Linked DNA regions of Homo sapiens: region 2 is linked to region 1. The links are chromatin contacts, found by Hi-C or POLR2A ChIA-PET in ENCODE. All regions are on one chromosome and are shown on one strand. The core of a region is the stretch at or near the end of the contact, and the rest is flanking DNA. Distances in the headings are between cores, read along the strand shown. Region 1 overlaps SH3PXD2A (SH3 and PX domains 2A). Region 2 overlaps SH3PXD2A (SH3 and PX domains 2A).

Region 1 (7,725 bases), core at 3,083-5,582:
GAGAGCCCTAAAGACACAGTAGACCTCCTGTAGAAGGGCTCTGATGGACCTTCAAACATTGCTTCTCCAACTTTATGGTGCACACAAATCACCTGTGCATGTTAAAATGCAGACGGTGACTTACAGATCTTGGGGGAGGCCAAGTGTCTGCATTTCCAACAAGCTCCCAGATGATGGCCACACTGCTGATCTGAGGACCACATTTTGAACAGCAATCCTTAAAACACACAAGGCTGTGGGACCGCACTCCTGAGAAGAGACCTCACTCTTGGAAGGGATTCTAGGAGGCTGCATTCAAACCATCCCAGAGACAGCTCACAATTTTGTTAGGGACCTGATACTAAAAATTACCAAATCACAATCGTGTGCTGAGGGCTTACTTTGTGCTTTTCAGATGACATTTCATTTGATGCTCTCAATAACCCTGAAGGGATTTCAGAGATGGGGATTATGATGGAGCTTCAGAATTAAACTGATTAAAACTGGCCCAGAGTCACACAACTATGAAGAGGCTGAGTTGGGATTTCTTTTAATTTTTATTTTTTGAAACAGGGTCTCACTATGTTGCCCAGACTGGTCTCGAACTCTTGAGCTTGAGCAATCCTCCTGCCTCTGCCCCCTGAGTAGCTGGGACTACAGATGTGAGACAGCATGCCGAGCCTGCTGAGTTGGGATTTGAACCCCAGGTTTGTCTGGCTGTAAGTCCTCCAGTGTGGAAGTACGATAGCTACCCATCTCAGCCACGGAAAATAGCAGAGTTTTGGTTCAGGCAAGTAGCACTAAGTAGAAAGCCCAGGTATGAACCAGATCTGCAGGAGCCCAAAGTCATTGCTCAGAACCACCCCCTACCCGCTGAGAAGTTCTTCCTGTCCCTGGAAGTTCTCTCTGAGATCCACCCAAATGTGTCCTCACTAAGGCGAAATCTGGCTTCTCCTGTTTGGGCCTGGGGAGAAACATAAACCTAGCCCCTTTCCTTCACACGAGCTTCGATCTTGACAGTTGAAGCCTGCAGGGGTGTCGCCAGGCCACCCTGTCCCTGACAGGTAGAGAAAGGCGAGGCTGCCAGCCAACCCCCACCCTCCACATTTGCCTCCTCCCTTCCCTTTTGAAGGTACATTCAGATGAACGGGCTCCATCTTCAGGCCATGCCAGTCCCCTGGGGCCAACTGTGGTCTGGAGGCTGGGCAGCCTGGCATCCTGGGGCCTCCTCAGTGGACATCAGTCCTGGGAACTGTGGAGGTGAAGGGGGAGGAGGTATTTTCAGCGCCCAGAACGATGGATCTGCTGGGTGCCAGGCAGCCCTGGATGAATGATACATCAGTTCACACAGGTGATGCCTAGAGCCAGCTCAGTCCCTGCCAGAGAAGAGCTCTGGCTTGGGGCTTTGTCCTTGGGCCTGGGTCCAGTTGGAGTGACCCAGGAGGGCAGTGTGCGGGATTAGGCCAGGGACACTGTGGGAGTTTATCTCTTCCAGTGCCCCTCACCTCCTAAGAAGTTGTTGGGGGCCGGAGCTCCTTCTCAATGCGCCTCAGTGTTCCCCTCCACCACCATCACCCGCTGCTGCCACTCCCGAGCCCTCAGTGAAACCTGGACCCAGAAACCAGAGTGCCCAGTGCCCAGAGGCTCCTGGGGAGGGAGGCTGCCCACCACAAAGCACCTTTCATATGCTCCAAAGGCTTCGGCCACCTCAGGGAGGAGGGAGGAAGTCCTTTCCCTTCACCCCCACGGATGCAGCCCACAGGCAGGAGTGGGGAGTGGTGGTGAGGTGAAACACTCCTTCTGCCATCTTGGCCAGGGCTGCCCAGACAGAGCTATGGGCAGTCATCCTCGACCCCACCCCACCACCTCCAATCCATCAGCATGGCCTCTTGGCTGTCCTTCTAAGACAGACCTCAGTCTACTTCCCTCCACCCAGGGCCCAGCCTAGGCCAAGTCACCTTTGCCCTCTCACCTGCCTCTCCAGGACCCCAGCTGGTCTCCTCTGCTCCGTGCAAGCTCCCGCCAGCCCCTTCTCCAGACTCCACACAGGCCTTTGAGGCCTAGCACCTTCTTCTGTCTCTAGCCTCAGCTGCCCACTTGCCCTCTCACCTCTATCAACCCTGGTCTCAGTAACCATCCAGTCTGCCATCTACGCTGGAGTATGAGTTGGCTGGAAGCACCAACCCTGGGGACACCAGGGTATAACTGTACTCTCTCAGCATGGAGGGAAAGGATCCAACCTTGTAAAAGGACATTTAGGCATCAGGTAAGGAAAGGATGTATTTCCAGGGGGAGGGAGTGGAGGGTAAAGGACAGGAGTGTCACCGAGCCCTGAAATCATGCCTGTCACTTTCTGGTGACTTTGCCAACAAGCAAGGTGATCCCTGATTGCTCAAACTTAACTTCTTCAATTTTGTGCCATGGTGATTAGCATGGGGTGCACTAGAATCCAGGACTCTGGAGACCCAGGCCCGGGTGCATTTTCTGCGTCTTAGATGACACAGACTGACTGAGACCATGAGAAGAGACAGGCTTTTCGGCCCAGATCAGAAAGTTCCTGGGGAAGATACCTAGGATACAATCCATCCAGGACGGAGGGTTGGGGGTAGGTGTTCAGGAGCTGATTCCCTTCTAGAATGATTGGGAAGGCACATACCAAGTTGTAACAAGGTGGCCTGGCTCTTTTCCTGGTCTTGGAATGTGGGGATGTCGCGGGGGAAGGGCTTGGGAGACTGATCTACATTTCAAAAGTAAAAAAGCCCCTTGCGTGGCTGACCCCTGCAAAGCTTGTTACTCCCTGCAAGACCTGGAGGGTCTGCAGCTCGGAGTCTGGAAGGTAGTGACAGTGACACTGCCATGTGATCAGAGGCCGGATCCCCACCTTTCATCCCAGATCAGCCATCTGGGTCATCTGCTCTTTAGAAACAAGCTCCTTGCTGCTTTGCAAGTTACCACAGGCCGGGAAAGAACTGCAGGAAGTGAGGCTGTGCCTGGGCTGCGGCCTGGGCTGCAGTGGGAAGAGCTGACTCAGCACAGAGTGGGGAGGGCAAAGGAAATCCCACATCTGTGTCCTGCGGCAAAGCCACCACGAGCACAGACAGGCTTGCGGCACCAGTCCTCTCCCGTTGCACGCCACACAGCGCTTTCCATGCATTAACTGCTTGCGATGTCACCAAACCATGATCAACCCATTTGACAGATGATGCTACAGAGCCTGGAGTCCGTGTGACTGGGCCAGATGGCACAGCTCACAAACACACAGGTGGAGCCGCTCTGGAGTGTCTTGGCTCCACAAGTCCTGTCTGCCCAGCTGTCTCTGGGTGACTCAGCACTCCTCACTGTTCCACACACTTCTTACTGTTCTTCAAACATATACCGGTGGTCCGACTAAGGTTACTGTTCTTGCTGTCCCCCCAAGCCTGGCACCCCTGGGCCCTGATGATCCAAACCTACTCAGTGGAGATGTCACCTCTGCAAAGAAGCCCTTTGTGACCATCTAATTTCAGATGCCTTGAGCTGTAGCACCTGCCACATGACCTGGTTATTTTTCCTTCTGGCACTCATCACTCTTGGAAATTGCTCATCTATTTGTCTTCTGACTCCCACACTGGAAGGTAAACTTCCTGAGAACCACAACCAGGCCTACTTTGTTCTCAGTCATATCACCAGTGACCACAGCTGGCACACAGTATGTGTTCAATAAATATCTGTGATAGAAAGGAATGAATGTAGCTATTCCACGCTGTGTTCAGAGTCAGCTGCTGACAGCAGGCCCTGAAAACTGCCCGTCCAGATTACAGAGTAGGAGACTGATTTTTGGGGATGGGAAGCAGTAATTACATCAAGAGAAGACAAAATACCTCCAGTGGAGGTTGGAGGAAAGCTGTGTTTAAGATGGCACACGGTGCCTCTCAGGCCTATAATCTTGTTGACCTTTTTAAACCCCAGAATTACCAACAGACCCTATTTTTCCTTCTCCATCACATAGTTTGGCTTTTCCTGACATCCCAGGTCACCTGTGGGACCCAGAAACTTCTCAACCTCTCTTCCTTGGGGGTTGCAGTCTGGTGAAATCTCTGAGCCACAACCTCCCTCATAGCATCCAGGGCCCTTCAGGAAGGGCTTTCTCAGCTGGTGCCTGGTGGAGACACACACAGACACCTATAGCCCAGGGAGCGGGCCACGGACCAGCTCTAGTTAAAGACATCCCTTCCCCCTGCTTCCTTCTATGCTGGAACAAATACCGGATCTTCTGCACAGGGCTCTGGGGGCTGGGAGAGGAAGGCCCCGGAGAACATGCTTGCAATTCACCCAGCACCCTCTGCACTGTGGCTCCAAACTGCCTCTTCATTACAGGGCCGTTACGTAAACTGGCGAGTCAGTACAAAAGAAGCAAGCATGCCTGCTGACTAAAAATATACCTCTAAGCTCATAAGGTCACAAGGCTGTCTGCAGGCTGGCAACGCCTACCTTGATTATGGTTATAGATTCACTTTTCTCCCTAAGCAATCTCACTTCTCCAGGACTCATCAACCTGGGGATATGGATAGCGATGCATGGGACTAACTCAGCTATTAGGATGAAGGGCTTTCTGGAAGCCCAGAGGCCCAGTGCCAGCCAGTACAGAGACACAGATGGCTTGCTAGTGGGAGGGGACCTCGCACAGCCTTTGCAGAGGGAGTGCAGCTCTTTTTGCTCCACTGCCTGGCTTCTGAAGTCCCTCAATCCCTGGCCACAGTTGTTTGCTTTTTACATCAGCAGCTACACACTCTACTTCATGTCGTAATGACCATTTCCTCTCAGGGAGTCTCCTCAGGCCAGCAAACTCGGGATACACAGGAAATCTACTCCAATCCCAGGATGGGCAACAGGAGATGGATTTTCCACAGTCATCTTCTAAAACAAGGCAGAAAATTCCAAGTAAACAGTAGGCTGCCCTGAGAGGCTGGTGACCCCGCCACGCTTGGCCCAATGTCCTAAGGAATTTGATTTCTGCCCACCCCTCCAAAAAGCAAGAGACCTCAGAAAGCGCTAAGGCACACTTCTGAGCCAATTCTCCCTGGGCCTCCTGCTGTTGTACATGTCTTGTAAACAAGGCACTAACTGCTTTTTGTTTTGGATGATCTTTTCAAAGGTGCTTGCATAGCAAACAGCCTTAGAAGACAGAGGTAGTGCCTTGCTCTGGGGCATACGGCAGGTTTGCATATAGTCTTGGACTAAGGATAGTGTCCATCTTGGGAGCAAAAGGGCAGGTTTGCTTACCATCCATTATAAAAAGATGCAGGCTCCCCTCCTATAAAGTAACTCACTGCATATGCAGGCATTCATCTGAGCCCGTCTTGTCACACCTACGGAACTTGGAGGAACAGGAGAAGTCCCAAAGTATAAAAATATATGTAAACCAGGTCAGGTGCAGTGGCTCACACCTGTAATCCCAACACTTTGGGAAGCCAAGGCAGGTGGATCACTTGAGTCCAGGAGTTTGAGACCAGCCTAAGCAACATGATAAAACCCCATCTCTACAAAAAAATACAAAAATTAGCCAGGCATGGTGGCACGCAACTGTAGTCTCAGCTACTTGGGAGGCTGAGGCAGGAGGACAGATTGAGCCTCTGAAGTGGAGGCTGCAGTGAGCTGTGACTGTACTACTGTACTCCAGCCTGGGCAACAGAGCGAGACCCTGTCTCAAAAAGATATATATATGTATTTAAAATATATACATGTATATAAAATATAAAATATACAATACAATATATGTATATAAAATAAATATGTATATGTAACGAGGGAAAGATGAATACTTTTTTTTTAATCAAAAGAGAGCTGGAGTAAAAATATGTTTTTTGTTTGTTCGTTTTAGAGATAGAGTCTTGCTCTGTTGCCCAGGCTGGTCTCAAACTCTTATCCTCAAGTGATCCTCCTGTTTCAGCCTACTGAGTTGCTGGGAATACAGGTATGAGCCACTGTGCCCAGCCAAGAATACTTAAAAGAATATTTTTTTTAAAAGTTCCTTGCTTTGCAACAGGATTTATTATATGCCTCTTTTGAATAGAATAATACTTTGGACACCTAAAAGATCATGTGATTTGTTCCAAAGAGCTGAATTTGCACAGGTTTCTGGAATATGCCTTTTTGTTGAGGATGGGAATGCCGAGAGGTTGGGCCTGGGAGTACAGTTTCTCAGGGACTATTATCAAACCACTGCCTCCTTCCTAAAGACCAGCTGACATGCTTGTTTAACAGCACTCTCCACCTCCATAAAATAAAAATCAATTACTCAGGTCTGTGGTCTAGTTAGTTGAGTTGTGCCAATATTAATTTCCTGGTTTTGATAACATACTGCGGTTACATAAGATGTTACCATTGGGGGGAAGTGATGTGATGGTGGAAAGTGATTTGACCTCTCCTTAAAATGGGAATAATGCCAGCTACCCTGCAGTACAGTGGTGGAATTGGAGGGGGGAATGTAGAGTGCCTAGTATTTTTGCAACCTCTTGTGAGTCTCTAATTATTTCAAAATAAAAAGTTTAAAAAAATGCTGTTAGGAAACCAAATAGCCAAACTTGTTAGATCATAATTAAAGGAAGATAGCACTCTGAAAGCCTTGGGACTATCTTATTTGTAATCATTAAAATAATAAGTTAAGTGGTTTAATTGCAAGAAAAATATCAATTACTCTGTGCTGGTGAGTAATTACCTCGGCCACTCAATGGAATGAGAGAACCCTTACAGGTCACCTGAGTCCCCGTGAGGTTCCAGCCACCTGCCACCCACACAGGGCACTCCTGAAACATGAGATAGCAATGACAGCCCGAGGGAGAGGCTGGACCTCCCAGTGGTCTGTCTCAGGCAGAACTTCTCAGATCCCTAACCTGGGAGGTGTGCAGGCAAGAAGGGAGGGACAAAGACAGAGTCTAGCTGAGGCTGTTGTGGCAATTCCTTCTTGCCCAAGGAAAGACATACGGCCCCATAGGAAGAATCGCGGCTCTGCTGCTGTATGGCTAAGTGATGGTGGACAGTGATTTGACTTCTCTTTAAAATGGGGATAAAGCCACCTGCAGTGAGACTGGAGGGAAGGTATGCAGAGTGGCTAGGATAAGGCTAGGCACACACTAGGAGCAATCAACACGTCTTTTTTTTTTTTTTTTTTTTTTTTTTGATACAGAGTCTCGCTCTGTCACCCAGGCTGGAGTGCAGTGGCACAATCTTGCTCACTGTGACCTCTGCCTCCCAGGTTCAAGTGATTCTCTCACCTCAGTCTCCCAAGTAGCTGGGACTACAGGCATGTGCCACTATGCCTGGCTAACTTTTTGGTTGTATTTTTAGCAGAGATGGGGGTTTCACCATATTGTCCAGGCTGGTCTGGAACTCCTGGCCTCAAGTGATCCACCCATCTCAGCCTCCCAAAGTGCTGGCATTGCGGGTGTGAGCCACTGCGCCCAACATGTCTTAACAAAGCACCCCCCATCCAGCCTCATGATAGAAACATGACAGAGGCGGATAAGGGCCTTGTCTCAAAGGAAGGCTGCAAAGGCCAGCAAAAGAGATGGGTGTGTCTCCCTCAGTCTCACATAATACGGGGTTTGGAGGCATAGGCCTGGGGGGGCTCCCTTTCCTTCCCTCTACCCCTTGCCCCCACCACCACTCTTCAGGGTGTCTGGGCTCTGGAGTAACTCTCTGCCCCTTCCTGACCATGAAACGTCTGGGTTTTCTTTCCCAGGATGCCTTGCTGGAGAACTGCCAGTC
Region 2 (7,336 bases), core at 3,707-6,206, 76 kb after region 1:
GAAGAGATTAAAACTCACTATGTCTTCCAATGTAGGCTGAATCGGTCCTTAGGGAGAAGTGCCAATAGGCTGGAAGGTCTTCCGGGTATTACCAAGTGTTGATGAGGATGTAGGAGAGCTGGGAACCCTCATGCACACAGACTGCATTTAAGTAAATACTGTCATATGGCTTTTCAGTAGCAATCCCACTCCTGGAGAAATCTTTGTGGAGGTTTTAGGGCTGCAATATATAAGGATGTCTGCTGCTGCAATGTTTGCAGTAGAGGGTGTTGGAGGCAAGCAACTTCAGCGTCCATCAAGAGGGAGAATGAGTAAGTGTGGTGGACATGAGTATGGAATACCATGCAGCAGTCAGAAGCAATAAAGTAGAGGCATACAACCACTTAAATGGATCTTATAAATATAGTATTGAGTAAAAAGGGAGATTACCAAACAAAATCAATAGCATAACACCATGTATATAGATTACCAACCACACACACCAACAGCATAACCTATTTTCTGAGGACACACAGGCTTAGGTTAAACAAATTAGAGAGGATGGCTAAGAGGAAAAGGGATAGGATTGAGGATTAGGGCTAAAAGAAAAAATAAAAATAAGTCAGGATGAGGGTTTGCAATGGTGAGAATACGCAATAAATTGAAAAATAGGATGAATTTCCCCAGTTGGTCAGAAGAACCAACACATGATCTACATTTTTAGGTGGGAACAGTCATAATACAAGACAGGTGCGAAGCATCCTTCCAGTCTGTGTTTGCATGCTTTTACTACAAACATATGTAACCATACATTACACACTATTGTTTTGTGAATAATTTTTAATTTACATAAATGGATCGATATTTCCATAAATAATATTTACATAAATGGTATCAGAGATAATATTCTACTTCTTGTTTTTTCATTCAATACTGTTTTGGAGATCTTTTCATGTTGACACTTACAGATCTTATTCATATTAACTGTACAGAATTCCATCAGTGAATATCCTATACCTTATTTATCCAACCATTGGCATTTGTACTGTTCCAAGTGGTAGCCATTAGGGCTGTTCACTGAATATACCAATTCTTTTCCTTCCCAGGCACATGGTAGAATTGTGCTTCCTCAACAACCTGAAGGTATGTGTGGCCAGGTGACCTCTTTGGCCAAGGGATGTGTTATTTTTGGACAGAAGCATTTTTTTTAAATTGAGGCATAACTCATATACTATTAAGGTCACCATTTTAACGTGTACAATTTGGCTGGGCAGGGTGGCTCAATAATCCCAGCATTTTGGAAGGCCAGTGTGGGAGGATTGCTTGAGCCCAGGAATTCAAGACCAGCCTGGGCAACATCATAAGACTCAGTCTCTACAAAAATAAATTTAATTAATTAACTAATTAAAGTGTGCAATTCAGTGTTTTTTTAGTATATTCACAGAATTATGCAACTAATACATCACCACTATCTAATTCCAGAACATTTTCAACACCCCAAAAAGAAACCTCATGGCAGTTAGTAGTTATTCTCCATTCCTCAATACTTCCAGCTCCCGGAAACAACTAACCAACTTTCTGTTTCTATGCATTTAACTGTTCTGGGCATTTCATATGAATATAATCATACAACCTGTGGCCTTTTGTGTCTGACTTCTTTCACTTAGCATAATGTTTTCAAAGTTCATCCAGGTTGCAGGATGAATCAGCACTTCATTCCATTTTTATGGCAGAATTATATTTCATGGACAGAAGCATTTAATTGCCACTGCCGGACACTGCTACACTCTCTCCCCATGCCCCAGGGACCATGGAAGCACTCTAGGCCTTTGCAAGTCTCAGTTTTCAAGTGCCTACAACGAGCAGCAGCCCCTAATGACTCCAATGGACAGGCAGTATGAGCAAGAAATAGAATTTGGGGGCTGTTTGTTCCTGTAACTTAACCTATCCCATTCTGACTGATAAACCAATTTGTCTGTCTTACAAATACATAGCAATAAAAATCATTGCACGTGTCTTCTCATGTGCACTTGGGAGATAGTCTCTACACCCTAGAATCTAAGGTATACACTTAGAAGTAGAACCTAAAAAGAAAAAAAAAAAAAAGAAAAGAAAACAAGGTTCAACCAGCTGATCTGGAGGAAATAATAAATTTCTATCTACTCTCTAAATAATATCTAAAATACTACACACTATTCACAATAGCAAAGACTTGGAACCAACCCAAATGTCCATCAATGATAGACTGGATTAAGAAGATGTGGCACGTATACACCATGGAATACTATGCAGCCATAAAAAAGGATGAGTTCATGTCCTTTGTAGGGACATGGATGAAGCTAGAAACCATCATTCTCAGCAAACTATCGCAAGGACAAAAAACCAAACATCGCATGTTCTTACTCATAGGTGGGAATTGAACAATGAGAACACTTGGACACAGGAAGGGGAACATCACACACACACTGGGGCAGGGTGGGGGAGGGAAAGCATTAGGAGATATACCTAATGTAAATGACGAGTTAATGGGTGCAGCACACCAACATGGTACATGTATACATGTGTAACAAACCTGCACATTGTGCACATGTACCCTAGAACTTCAAGTATAATAAAAAGAAAAAAAAATAGAAGTAGAACCACCAGGTCACATGATAAGCACACCTTCAAATTACTAGATATTGCCACATTGTTTTCCAAAGTGGTTACACCACTTAAAATTCTACGTAAGTGTTCCCACTTCCCCATATTCTCACCAACACTTAGCATTATTAGGCTTTTCATCCTGTACTTTCTAACAGAGAATCACAAACTCTCTTGAACAAAATTGCTAACTATGGCACTCAAGGGTATAGAATATTCTAAATATCTGGTGGTTAACCAGGAAGCCCTTTATGTTACGTCTTTTCCATCTAAGCATTATTTTAGCCTGCTGCCCAGCCATAAGTGGGAAAAAATGCAAAATAATACAATGTCCATGAAGTGATTCCATAGGTATGAGGGATCCACAATGGTCTTCACTGTAAACATCACTTCTCATTTGATGGATTTAGATACAGATGGTATAGGACAACAGATTAAATGTGAACTGACCCATCTGACATAAATCCTAACCTGTCTTATTTATTAATGTCACTTCAATAATTTATCCTACAAAAATAGTAGCTCAAGTTCCCAAAGACATATATATATATATTTATATCTATATATTTATATTTATATATGGATGTTTAGAGCAGCATTGTTTGAAGTGGCGAAAAAGTTAGAGACAGTCTAAATGTTCATTAACAGAGGAATCTTTTTTTAAAAGTTATAATTCCTTATTATCTACCCGAACTTTCTTGAAAGTGAGATGATAAATTTCCACATGGCTTGAGATTGTTTCAGCTGGGATTTTGTTGCTTGCAACTGAACGCCTCCTAACGATTCACTGGTTTTGCACTGGATCTCCTTTGCTAGAGGAAAAGAAATGCAGCCTGACTCTTGTGTGTGGAACACTTGGCCACTTCCCTATTAGCTGCCCCCAAGAGAGAAGTCCTATGACCCTGTGTTTTGAGGGAGGACAGCGTGACCAGGAACCCAGCAACTTTCACCAGAACTTGGTAAGAGGGCTGGGGAGTTAGTCAACATTAAAAACAAATAAAGATGCTTTTTTGTCTGTCTCTCCCCTCCCCCTCCCGGAAAGAGAGTCCCTGGGGAACAGATCAGTAAAGGCTCTGCCCAGTTTCCACCCCTCCCCCACGTCTCTAACCAGGCCAGAGGAAGCAATGGGAATAAACTGCAGGAGAGTTCAACACTTCCTGAAAGACCCAGCTCTGGCCAGCTTTAAGGTGCTGGGGCAGGGGAGAAAATCCACACACTCTGCAAGGTGGCAAGAGGAAATGCTCTCATGGAACCTGAACTCAGGAGCAGAGGCCAGCCCTGCAAGGGCCATGGGGAGTGGCTGTGTCCAGGACCCCTCGGCCACCACATGGAAGGAATCCAGCTCACCCTACGAGCCAATGAAGGGGCTGATGGTAGATGAAAATGTTATGCTGGTGAAAGAAGCCAGTCACAAGAGACCAGGTAGTGTATGACTCCATTATATGAAATGTCCAGAACAAGCCAGTCCACAGGGACAGAAAGCAGGTTCATAGCTGCCTAGGGTGGTGGTCACAGGTGATGGCTAAAGGGTACAGGGTTTCTTTGGTGGACATGAAAATGTTCTGAAATTGACTGTGGTGGCTGTGCAACTCTGAATATACTAAAAACTCTGGAATCATACTCTTTAAGTGAATTGGTCCTATGGTATGGGAATTATATCTCAATAAAGCTGTTCCAAAAAGGGAGGGAGCCAACTGCTTCGGCATGGGCCACCACTCAGGGAGCACAGTGGGGATGCCAAGCACCTGCTGTCTCTGGTATTTTTACCATTAACGTTGCTTTTATGCCAGCCACCAACTCTAGGAGTTGGTGCTACTTTATCATCCTCATTTTAAAGATGAAGAAACTGAGGCCCAGGCAGATTAAGTAATTTGCCCAAAGTCACATGGCCGGTGGTGAACTCCAACTCTCTCAAGCAGCCCTGCGGCCTGTAACCACTATGTGGGCCGCTACAACCTAATCTAAGTCAGTAGACAGCTGAACCAACATGCAAGTTAATGCTGTAGTAGGTTCACACTTATCTTAATAGTTCTGGGCCTGGGAATTTATTGCAGGATAATTTTTCAACATTTGTGCTGCTCAGGCTGCCTTGAATGAGTCTGCCTGCCTCCCAGACTTGGCTGATGTTGGAGCACACAGGTGGGGCAGAGGTGGCCCTTTAAGGTTCTTGGGGACACTGGCAGAAGCTGTCTGCTTTCAAGCAGTTGTTTGGAGTCACAAGCTGGCTAGGTACCAGGAAGCCCTCTCCCAGCAGCTCTGGAAACCAAAGGGTACGAAAGGCCCAGGCTGGGAGTAAATCCCAAATGCCCCATGCAGACTTGCATCTGGGATTGCAGCTTCCGTGGGATTTCCCACTGCTCTGACGTGAGCTCGCAGGGGTGGGAGCAGCCAGGCAACTCGGGTGGCCCCATTGCCTCTGTCTGCCAAGAACTCACAATGACGAAATGTCCACCCGCGATCCCTTCCAGGAATCCAGACTGGGAAGGTCTGTTTCTCTGCCATTCCCTTATTCGAAGTGAAATCGCTTAGCAGACAACGATGGATCTGCATTGCCCCATCCTCACACACCTGGATATGGAATCTCCACACGGTGGAGAAATCAGACCATGTAAACAAACAGGTTGACAGATGCTCACAGGGTATGAAAACTAGACATAAAGTTCTTTACCCAGCTAGAATTTTCTACAGTCTCTTCTCCTGGAGGCCCAGGGGGGTGAACTCAAGGACGTCCTGGTCTTTTGGCCGCCCCCCCAACCCCTCACCAAGTCTTCGCTGATTTTCCAGTCTCCCGTGCAGCTCTACCCTCCTCTGGGTCACAACAACTTTTCCCTGAAGCAGGTCCTCACAGCACACCTGCACCACTCTATAGTTCATGCAGCCAGGCCTCAGAGCCTTCTGCTCCCTATACTTCCTCCTTGGCCTTCACTGAAGCCAGAAATCACGTTTCTAGAGCAAGTGCCCCAAGTGGAGAGGGAGGCCCCTTTCAGCATGAGCAAAGGCTTGGCTGAATCTCACCAAGCTCCCCCTTCACTGGACGAGGAACCAGCAAAGGATGGACTAAAGGCTGGTCAAATCCCAGTACCGCGTCTTCCTAGTTGTGTTACCTTGAGTGAGTGACTCAGCCTTTCTGATTCTCAGGCCCCTTATCTATAAAGGGGAGAAACACAGTCTCTTTTGAGAGCATGAAATGAGGTCTATGGGCACCTGCCTGGCACCAAAGAGGCAATGGAGGAAAAGATCAAAGGTGGTTATTGTAAGTATATGCAAAGATCTATGAGACCCTTTTATACTAAAATCTAAGTATTCTTGGACCCCCTAGCCTGATCATAGGGGGCTCTCAAGGATAAAAGATTGCCCCAGGAATATGCCAACAGCTTTTATTACACACACACACATCCTCCAGCACACACATGCACACACACACTGCACTCACAGCTACACACAGACATGTCCATACACACACAATACATCCCCAACACACACATTCCACACTCAAACCCACACACAGACACATCCATACACACATAACACATCCCCTAACACACACACTCCACAAACTCACACACAGACACATCCATACACACACAGCACATCCCCCAATACACACATTCCACCTTCAAACTCATATACAGACACATCCATACACACACAACACATCCAACACACACAGTCCACACTCAAACCCCCACACAGACATGTCCATACACATGCAACATTCCCCAACACACGAGTGCACACACACTCCACACTCACAGACATGTACACACACACACACACACACACACCCCTTCTTTTCTCCCTTTGTTTTCTTAAAGATGTTCTCACCATCTCTAAAAACACACTAGTGTCTCCACAATTTGAAACACCATCACAAGAAGCTTTCATGTTCATAATGTCCAATGCTCTGCCAACTAGCCCGATTTTACAGAGGGAATTTTACTACAAACAAGCAGAGCGTCTTGCTCATATATGTCACCTTGCACCTGGGCACAGGAGCCGGCAGCCCCTCTCCGTTTCCTTAGACACTTACTGATGCTGCTCCTCCCAGCCTGATGAGTGACGGATGAAGATATTAGATTTCTATTATCCCTAAGTCTCTCGTTTGTTTCCTGAGGCAAGTCTACATAAGGCCGGGTTCCCTTGTTTCCAAGGCCCGCCTATCGTGTTTGCACTGACTGAGCTCCTCCCTGGTGGGCCCCTAGAAGCTGTTGTACTTATCAAGTATTCTTCAGCCCTCTATTCTTTTACCTACTCAGGAAATTGCCCTCTTATTATCAAGAAGACCTCATCAAACAAGTTTCTTATCTGACTCCTCTCTAACGAGAAACCCATAAACCTCCAGACAGGCACCACCGGACAGGCAGCCTGGTGTGGGGACCTGGGAGTCCCAGACAGAGGTTTTCAGTCCTAGCTCTACCACTTGCTAGCAGGAGAAGTTTGCTATCCTAGTTGGGTTCTTCCTGAAGCCGACCCTAAGACAAGGCCTTGGATCCAGGCTGATAACTCCCATTCCCCACCACTTGAGGGTGGGTTCCAGGGATGACAATTAGCCCCCTACCTTCCCCAAGTCTTTCTCAGGTGCACCCACTTGGGCAGAGCAAGCTTCCCTGGGGCCATGGCCCAGGAGGGAGTGCTCACACAGACAGGTGAGGTGGGGAGCTGTCAGTGTGCTGGATGCCACAGCTGGGGCACTGCAGGTGAACTCAGGTGAGCC

Evidence for each region. A loop is a pair of places that touch in the nucleus more often than their neighbours do. ChIA-PET counts read pairs that join two places held with the same protein, here RNA polymerase II (POLR2A). Pooled maps may share reads with other maps.
Region 2: a map of Right ventricle myocardium inferior shows a loop between it and region 1 (1.8-fold over the local background). The contact joins two enhancer-like sites. A Hi-C loop is called at or near these places in 6 of 168 maps with a recorded cell type or tissue (DLD1, Right ventricle myocardium inferior, astrocyte of the cerebellum and 2 more) and 8 of 50 pooled maps. POLR2A ChIA-PET finds 5 or more read pairs at or near these places in 12 of 52 experiments (BJ, CD4-positive, alpha-beta memory T cell, H1 and 8 more).

The regions. Positions count from the first base shown.
Region 1 is chr10:103,754,904-103,762,628 of GRCh38, forward strand. All of the region lies in intron 3 of SH3PXD2A (SH3 and PX domains 2A), which reads right to left. SH3PXD2A-AS1 (SH3PXD2A antisense RNA 1) reads left to right here. Exons shown (of 3, transcript NR_038940.1): 3 at 1-506. Among named protein-coding and RNA genes, the nearest start is that of SH3PXD2A-AS1, 12 kb to the left of the region's middle. RefSeq lists enhancers at 1,024-1,681, 1,682-2,337 and a silencer at 4,468-4,762. Within about 2 kb of position 4,333, at least 22 of the 41 ENCODE cell types and tissues checked have a DNase peak (open chromatin) inside an H3K27ac peak, as active enhancers do; they include gastrocnemius medialis and psoas muscle, where a contact is called at or near this core.
Region 2 is chr10:103,830,300-103,837,635 of GRCh38, forward strand. All of the region lies in intron 1 of SH3PXD2A (SH3 and PX domains 2A), which reads right to left. Among named protein-coding and RNA genes, the nearest start is that of SH3PXD2A, 22 kb to the right of the region's middle. RefSeq lists enhancers at 4,356-4,912, 4,913-5,468. Within about 2 kb of position 4,957, at least 16 of the 41 ENCODE cell types and tissues checked have a DNase peak (open chromatin) inside an H3K27ac peak, as active enhancers do; they include gastrocnemius medialis and psoas muscle, where a contact is called at or near this core.